3 separate regions of the Homo sapiens genome follow, and all the other regions are linked to region 1. A link is a contact called in ENCODE Hi-C or POLR2A ChIA-PET data. All regions are on one chromosome and are shown on one strand. Each heading gives the region's core, a stretch centred on a gene start or an enhancer-like site at or near the end of the contact. The rest is flanking DNA. Distances are from core to core; before and after follow the strand shown. Region 1 holds the start of PPFIBP2 (PPFIB scaffold protein 2). Region 2 holds the start of APBB1 (amyloid beta precursor protein binding family B member 1). Region 3 holds the start of ZNF143-AS1 (ZNF143 antisense RNA 1).

Region 1 (2,700 bases), core at 138-2,637:
ACCCAGTAAAGAAGGCATCATGGTAAGCAGCTTATCTCTCCAGTAGCAATAAGCTAACAACTGTCACATCACCAAATCTTAAAATAGTATTACTAATAATTGAAATATGTTAAATAAAACATGGATAAATGCAATCAGTGAAAACCTCATCAATCATCCCCATCTCCCACTTCAAATTTATTTAGCTATGAATTTAAGCAAAGTACAAATGGGTTGCCTCTCTTAAGCCAAAGAGAAATAATTTCTAAATTAGATAACACTTACAGCTTTCCATACACCTATAATAATGAAAGACTGAATATGCTGAAGATGAATTATGTCGAAAACCAACTACTTTTCTGTAGTTGACCATTTAACTTCACATAATACACTACAAATTTGAAAACACTTCAGATTTGTATTACAATCAATTAAGGAGGGGTTGAGAAAGGAGAGAGACGAAGAGAAAGACAGGAAGTAGACCAAAATATAGAAAAGGGACACGGATCTATACCAAATATCTGGCTGCTCTAAAAGTAAAAATATAATTAGATTCGTTTTTTAAGAAGATTAAACACTGGCAAGAATGCCTGTCTTAATCCTATCCAAACGCTGGAAGTTCTGTTCTCTTGTTACATAATCTTATTTTCATCCGAGGAAAAACTGCGGGTCTGGAATCTGATGTGATGAGGTGAGGAGGGAGCCCACTTTTAAATAGGACCGTCCCCATCCTGCAGTCTACTGGGACGCGGCGGCTTTAGATTTTAAAAAGTGTGCTGTATTTTTGCACTTACACTACAGAACTGGCTTTAGCCGAGGCCCTGCATCTAGACACACGCTGTGTCCACCAGAGAATTGCCTGGGCTGACAGACCTAAAGCTTCCGCAACCTCCTTAGGCTCCCTAGTCCACGCCGCTGCTCCCCGGGCTGAGCAGGGCTGGGACGCGCCGCACAGAACTCAGGGACCCCACCTCCCTGCGCATCTCCAGGGCCACGCTGGCACCTGCAGGAGTGCGGACTGTCCGCGGATCCCAGGCAGGGTTGGGTGGAGATTCGCAGCCAACCCACAGGAGTTCTGCCCTCCTCCCAGGCTTCTGGCCAGTGGAGTTGGAGAAGGGTCCCCGTCCTCGAGCCTGGGACACGCTCCGGGGCTCACAGAGACACTGACCCACACGTCCCCGTGGTTCGTAGCTCTGGGGGCGCTCCACTCCCTAGGTAATGCTCCCGACGGGGATCCCAACCCCGACCGCGCGGCAAGCCCGGGGTGTGGGGAGAGCCCACTGACCTGGGTACGGGGCCGAGGCTCCTCTCCGGGCGGCTCAGGTGTGCGGGCCGCTCCCGTGTCCCTCCCACCTTCAAACATGAGAGCCCAGAAGCGAGCGACGGGCCACTGGCCCACCGACCAACTGCCGGACCAAGCGCCCGACCAACCAGCGGACCGACCGCAGCGGCCGGGGCCGGCGCCCACGTGACGGGGCGGGGACCTGCGGAAGGCTCTTCCCGGAGCGCCGCGCCCCCACCCCGGGACCTGCCACAGGGACCACCCCCTTGGGCACCCGCTCCCTCTCGGGCACCGAAGAAGCCTGCTGGGACCCGTCCACCAGGGTTCCTGTTCCCGGGGGACCGGCCTGGTCAGCCCCGCCCCTTCGAACCTGCCTCGTCCCCACCCCCTGGGCCGCGCGTCCGGGCCCCAGCCCCGCCTCTCTCGGCGGACCGCGCCCCCTTCCGGGAGCCCCGCCCCGTTCGCCGCGCCTCCTCCTCCGCACAGCTCCGGTTGCGGGGAGGCCCGGGTGGGTACCCGGCGCTCCGGCTCCCAGTCTCCTGGGCTTCTCCAGTCCTTCAGCGCCGTTCTCCGGTCACAGGGAATGAAAGCGAGGAAGAAGGAAACGGTGTCGAGAATTGCGAAGAGAGAAAGCATAGAAAACCCACATTAGAGGCACTCCCAGAGCAGAAACCCTTCGGAGCATCCCGACTTCCTCGGCCCGCGTGCAATCCAGGCAAAATTGAGGTTGTCTCTGAGCCGCCCTCCCTAAGCAGGTCGGAAAGCCCCCGAATCATCCCAGGTCCCGCCGCGCTGCACTCGCAACCTGGGGTGGAGGTCCCTCTAGTGGTTGGCACCAAACAAAAGTTCTGTCTTATGAAGAGCCGAGGTCAGGAAGCATTTCCCTGTGCCCAGCGCCAAGGTCTGGGACCTTAGGTCCAAGAAAAGCGTTGGCAATGTCTGACCACAGGAATGGGTTCTCGAACTGGGGAGGACTGAAGCTGGAGATCTGGTCCAGCCCCTACCTCCAGCGTGTGGCCTGAACCCGTTTTGGTTGTACTGCTATGTTGTGGCCCTGCCCAGGCCTCCAAGGACTGGCTGCTGTTAAGCTGTTTAAAATCCCTGTAGGCCTCAGATGGCAGCGACACCAGGGACTCGGCATAGTCCCCAGCTCTGGCAGGAGTCACCACAGCCCTAGCCTTTAGTTCTCTACAGGCTGGAGTGTCGACAAACTCCACAGGACACAACTTTTTCAAACCAAATTTACCCTCGCGGTCTGAAATGACCAGTAGGCCCAGGAGAATTTTACATGTGAACAGAACCTAACCCACCCTGGCAAATATGAGACGTGTGGTCACTGCGGGAACCTGGCCAGCAGCAGACCAAAGCACAGCCAGCAGGGGAAGGCTGGGGCCCGCAAGAGTTGTGTTACAACAGGACACCCTTCAGTTCTCTTTCAC
Region 2 (2,700 bases), core at 196-2,695, 1.1 Mb after region 1:
CAAGTAAAATAAAAGTATATTCAAAGATGACTTTGAAGCTTCTGGCTTGGGAAGCCAGTAGTTGGTGTCATTCATTGGAATGGATGGAATGGAGTTGTGTCCAGTGTGGGATGTGTGTTGTGTTGTGTGTGTTGAAGAGGGTTCTTTTTCACCCCAGTGAAACTCCTTAAAAGACTAATAAAGGGGGATGAAACAATAAATTGAGGCTGGACACTGTGTCTGACGCCTGTAATCTCAGCACTTTGGGAGGCCGAGGTGGGAGGATCGCTTGAACACAGGAGTTCCAGACCAGCCTGGGGAACACAGTGAGACCCCCTCTCTACTAAAATACAAAAAGCCAGGCGCGGTGGCACATGTCTGTGGCCCAGGTACTCCGGGGGCTGAGGCGGGAGGAATCTGAGCCCTGGAGGCTGAGGCTTCAGAGAGCCATGATCTTGCCCCTGGGTGACAGAGTGAGACCCTGCCTTGAAAGAAAGAACGAACTCAGATTTGGATATCTTTAGTTTTAGGCACCTGAGAGGGATTAGCATGTAGAGGCTTTCTGGATGGTAATATAACCTCTCATTATCCTTGATGGCCTCTGGGTCACTGATCTGACCATTGGGATGTATCCCACTATCCAGGGAGGGTCTGTAGTAAGTATTGCACCCCACCATCTTCCTTACATCTTTACACTTTTCATTCACAATATCCCCTTCCTTGTGAATTTCTACCGGGGAGCAATGTATTCTTGACATTTTCCAGGCCTTGATGTCAGCTTTATGCTCAGCAGCAGAGGTATTTCAGTGTCAAGAAACATCGGAGTTCCAGTCTAAATTCATCACTAACTGTGACTGCGGGCAAGTCGCTTTACCTCTCTTAATCTTAGCCTCAGCCTCTGAAAAATGAGGATAATAATTCTGGTGATTTTACAGAGCTGATGTGAAGATTAATGCGCGTTAACGGTTTAATAGAGAGCCCGGCACGGTGTAAGTGGTCAATAAATACGAGCTATTATTATGAGCAACGCTGTGTCCTCAGAGCCTCCCCACCAGGACGTCAGGGAGCGGTGCAGCAGGAGCGGCGCAGAGTGCCTCCCGGGAATCCTTCCCCGCGCGGCCGCGGCGCCGCACAGCCGCCGCCATTCGGGCTCCAGCCCCGTCCGCGCGTCTCCCGGCGTGGGTGCGGGACCAGGGCGCTGCGGGGCGCGCAGGGTGAGTCTGTGGAATAGTAGTGGAGGACGGCGCCGCGCTAGGCGGGGGTCCCAGGGAGTCGGCTGCAGGGGTGTCTGCTGGGAGGGCTGGACCGCGGGGCTCACCGAGGTCCGAGGGCCGCCCGCAGGGTGAGGCCCCCAAGAAGCTGCGGCAAGTGCCGCGCCCGCCGAGCTCGCTCCCGCGCCCGCCCCAAGATGGCGCCCCTCCCCCTCCCCTTGCGCGCGCCTCCGCCGCTCGGGGCGCGGCCCCGCGGCCCGCGCGCTCCTGGGCGGGGGATGTTGTGATGGAGAAGCCGCGGCGGAGCCCGAACCCCGCAGCCTGAGCCACCTCCGTCATCTGGGCCCGGGGCCTCACCGCGCAGGTAGGAGGTGTCCCTGCCCCGGCCCAGCCCCGGTGGCTGCGTCCCGATCACCAGCGGCCGGCGGACCCTGTAGCCCCTACCCTGCGGCAGCCCGGGTCCCCCGGCCGGCCCCATCCCCCATCCCCGGGTCGCCCTTCCACCGCGCGCCCGCAGACCGTCCTCTCATACCCACCATCGCAGGGTCCACTCGGGCCCTCACACCGTCCCTTCCGCTGCCCTTTACCTCCTGCCCCTCGGGGTGACTAGGGGCGGGTATGGAGGACGCGAAGCGAGGGGCAGTGGGTGTTGGGGGAGGGGAGGCCCAGGTCCGGGAAGGGGACGTGGGGTGGGGTGGGCTGGCAGGCCGCGCCGATTCCAGCAGGGGTCCCAGGCCCTGGATCTGTCAAGCCGCATTCTGTTGCCCTCAGCGACCGAGGGGTGTGCCCTGGGGCGGCTGTGTCCCCAGCTCAGCCAGGAGGCCTAGCACTGCCAAGAACACTGATTAGAAGCAGTTTTCCCACTGCCAATTCCTAACCTGTTTTGTATCGGCCTGTGTATCTCTTGCATTCTGAGCCCCTCTAGCTATAGTCCCAGCTCTCTCCGCCCTTCAGAGTCAACGCTTGCTGTCTTCATTTCCTTACTTCCCATTCATTCTTAAAAGCACTCCACTCTGTGTCCCTGACACCCACTGAAACTGTCTAGGCCAAGGTCACCGGAGACCTCCTTGTGGAGAACTCCAGTGGACACTGTTATCTCCTTTACCTTTGAGTAGTATTCGGTGGGGTATGTCAACTCACTCTCCTTGAAGCATTTTCCTGCTTTCTGCCCTACAGCATTGTCTGCTCTTCTCAATCTCATTTGCTTCCTCTCCTCCTCTCTTTAGATGCTGGTGAGGCTCTTGGCTCTGTCCCGAGCTGTCTTCTCTCAGTATCTGTTCTTTCTCCCCAGATATTTTATCTACTCCCAAAGCTTCAAATTTCATATATATGCTAATGATTCCCAAATTTATATATCCAGCCCAGACTTCTTTCCTGAAATCCAGACTCATATGTCCAGCTGCTCTCTTGACATCTCCTTGAAAGACAAACAGGAGTTCCAAACCTATAGATTCCAAGCTAAATTATCTTCTGTGGTTTTCTCTGTACCCCACTTCCAAATCTGTTCTTC
Region 3 (2,700 bases), core at 1-2,500, 1.9 Mb before region 1:
TTCTCACTTGATTATATCAGCTGATTTAGACACTTCCAAAGCAAAGGCTGACGCTGATTTTAAACAAATAATGGGCTGGCAATGGTATTCTTCTTTCCTCTTTTTAACTTCGTTATTATGTGGAAAAAACAAATGTCCAAAGCAAAAGGGGAAGGAATAAAAACTAGTTCGCGTTCCACAATAATACGTTTCAAAGAGACTTATAAGAATTTGTTCACTCTTTTGGCCAAAACTGGAGAAAAGGGAGGATAAAATTGTAAATTTCTAATATCCGATGTTAGACCTCAGTAACCTTTTTTTTTTTTTAATAGAAGAAAGGGTGAGGGGGAAACAATCTGCCCACGATACGCATGGGAAGCAAGCGCTAGGTGAGACCGGCAGGTCCTGGGAGGGCCTGGGCCAGCCCTGTCCCCGGCGCCCCCGCTGCGGCCTGGTGTGGCCCGTGGGCCCGGCGTCCCAGGCGGCGGAACTCTGCCTCGGCGGCGCCTGGGGACTCGCTCTGCGCGGAGGTCAGGCCGAGAAACGCGGCCAAGGCTCCCGAGGGCTCCACCCTCCCCTCTTTCACTCCCTCCCCTTGGCGGTCCCCTGAGGGAAACAGGCGGGGCGCATCGCTCAGAGACAAGCTGGGGGGAGTTGAGTCCTCAACGAAAAAAGCTCCGCCGCCTAGAGTGGCGGCCGCGGGTTATTAATAAACTCCGCTTCTGCCCAGACGCCGCTACCGCGGCCGGCCCATAAAATCGGCAAGGCCTGCGGCGGAGGCTGAGCAGCGGGAGCCGGAGCCCGGGCCCAAGCGGGCCCGCGCCGCCGCGCTGAGGGCGGCGGCCAGGCGGAGAATAATGCACACTGGGTAAAAACACATTTATATACGAACCTCCGAGAAAATTTTCCAACAATTCCTTCGTCCGACCACCATGCACCAGGACAGGAAACAGCCGTCCGGCCCCCAGGCCCCGCAACCCGCATAGTGTGTCTGAGGCCCGCCCCCAGCTTCCATTGGGCTGTCATTACATCACTCACAGGACGCTTCCGGTTTTCCATTGGCCCACGTTTGGTCGACGCGAAAGAAAACCGCCCTAGCCGCGCCCACTCAACTGACGTCAGCCAAGCCTGACTTTACAGCCCGCCCCTGAGTGGCTCGCGCAAAGTGCAGAATCAAAGCTCCTGTGTCTGACTGGTTGACATAACCGCTTATCCCAGACGGACCCCGCCTCACTGACTAGCGAGTCATACCGATTCTGGGGCCCCAGCGGGAGGCGCCATTTTGTAGCGAGGGAGGGAGGCTGGTCCTTGTGATTACCCGGGAGGGAGCCGGGGTGACGAGCGCCATTTTCCCCACAGGGGCGAGGAGGCGGCTTTGGTTCTCCCGGTGGGCTTGCCGGAGTGCGTTCTGCAGACCAGAAGGGCTTTGTCTGGCGATTGCTGAATGCTCAATAGCAGCCTGCTGGGAGGGAAGTCGAAGGGAGAAATAGGACAGAAAGAGAGACCTGACCTCTCCCTGGAGGCTCTCAGTGTCGGCCGAGGCCCTTGGTCTTGCTCTAGGGCTCTGCATTCCCGAGAGCTGCTGTATGCCGGGGATTGGCTTCCAAGCCTGCCTGAGCTTCTCCAGTCTCCCGGGCATCGCCATGCGGTGGGAGGGTGAGCCTTCCTCTCCTGCTGAAATTCCGGCGGCTTGGCAACCGGCCGGGGGGTCTTGGATTCCTCGGGGAGACACCACTGATGCTTTGTGGTTTCACGTAATTTGGATTTAAAAGTTGAAGGCGTCAGAAATGGTTGTCGCTACGGTCTTTTGTATGTTCTTGTGTTGCGAACTAATAAAGGAAAGTCAAAAGGGTGGGAGAAGCATTCAGTCTGGTTCCCTAAAGTTACTAAGAATGGATACAAATTAGTTGTGGCCGTTGCGGTTAATGCTTCTTGTAGCTCTTAACCCAGCCCTTTCTAAACCTTTGGATATACTTACTAGTCAGTTCCGAAGGTACTCAGTACAAATTTGCGTTGGCGCACCAGGCCGACTAAAGATGAGGTGGGTGTATTAGACTCAAAATTTCTTAAGTCGGCCAGGGGGTAGAATTGAGCTACCAAGAGAATGAGAGACTACCCTGTTGTAACAGATTTGGATCGCGCTTAGAAAAACAGGGAGAAAGCTGGATGATGTTCAACTTAATGTCTTGCATTTCAGACGATTATCGAATGGACGGGGATAAATAAAAACGATGTTACAGATAGCCCTCTAAGTGTGGATAGTAAATATTTTGATTTACAATTAAGCCTACCTTGAGGTGCAGGCCCTAACCAACGGATAGTTGAGTAATAGGGGCCTAGACGCCAATGGAAAGAAAATGGGACTTTAAGCTTTGTTTGAACATATATTCTGTTAATAAAGAAGTTTAAATCAGTTCGGATTACTGTTTTTTGTTTGTTTGTTTGTTTTTTGAGACGGAGTCTCGCCCTGTAGCCCAGACTGCAATGCAGTGGCACGATCTCAGCTCACTGCAACCTCCGCCTCCCAGGTTCAAGCGATTTCTCCTGCCTCAACCTCCTGAGTAGCTGGGACTACAGGCGCCCACCATCACGCCCGGCTAATTTTTCTGTTTTTAGTAGAGACGGGGTTTCACCATGTTGGCCAGGCTGGTCTGAAACTCCTGACCGCGTAATCCGCCCACCTCAGCCTACCAAAGTACTGGGATTACAGGCGTGAGCCAC

What was found. A loop is a pair of places that touch in the nucleus more often than their neighbours do. ChIA-PET counts read pairs that join two places held with the same protein, here RNA polymerase II (POLR2A). Pooled maps may share reads with other maps.
Region 2: a loop to region 1 is called in a map of CD8-positive, alpha-beta T cell, with 6 times the contacts of the local background. The contact joins the promoter of APBB1 here to the promoter of PPFIBP2 in region 1. A Hi-C loop is called at or near these places in 2 of 168 maps with a recorded cell type or tissue (CD4-positive, alpha-beta T cell and CD8-positive, alpha-beta T cell) and 6 of 50 pooled maps.
Region 3: a pooled map shows a loop between it and region 1 (9-fold over the local background). The contact joins the promoter of ZNF143-AS1 here to the promoter of PPFIBP2 in region 1. A Hi-C loop is called at or near these places in 2 of 37 single-sample maps with no recorded cell type and 9 of 50 pooled maps. POLR2A ChIA-PET finds 5 or more read pairs at or near these places in 1 of 52 experiments (AG04450).

What each region holds. Positions count from the first base shown.
Region 1 is chr11:7,512,686-7,515,385 of GRCh38, reverse strand. It overlaps PPFIBP2 (PPFIB scaffold protein 2), which reads right to left and starts at 1,387. Exons shown (of 24, transcript NM_003621.5): 1 at 1,265-1,387. LOC124902806 (leucine-rich repeat extensin-like protein 5) reads left to right here. Exons shown (of 4, transcript XM_047428005.1): 2 at 781-1,268; 3 at 1,346-2,700. The coding sequence ends at 2,176. RefSeq lists a silencer at 1,292-1,821 and an enhancer at 2,492-2,611.
Region 2 is chr11:6,417,839-6,420,538 of GRCh38, reverse strand. It overlaps APBB1 (amyloid beta precursor protein binding family B member 1), which reads left to right and starts at 1,445. Exons shown (of 15, transcript NM_001164.5): 1 at 1,445-1,554. RefSeq lists silencers at 1,078-1,477, 1,488-1,677.
Region 3 is chr11:9,459,248-9,461,947 of GRCh38, reverse strand. It overlaps ZNF143-AS1 (ZNF143 antisense RNA 1), which reads left to right and starts at 1,250. Exons shown (of 1, transcript NR_036539.1): 1 at 1,250-2,392. ZNF143 (zinc finger protein 143) reads right to left here and starts at 936. Exons shown (of 16, transcript NM_003442.6): 1 at 872-936. RefSeq lists a silencer at 343-552 and enhancers at 1,323-1,402, 1,463-1,562, 1,653-1,732, 1,932-2,567.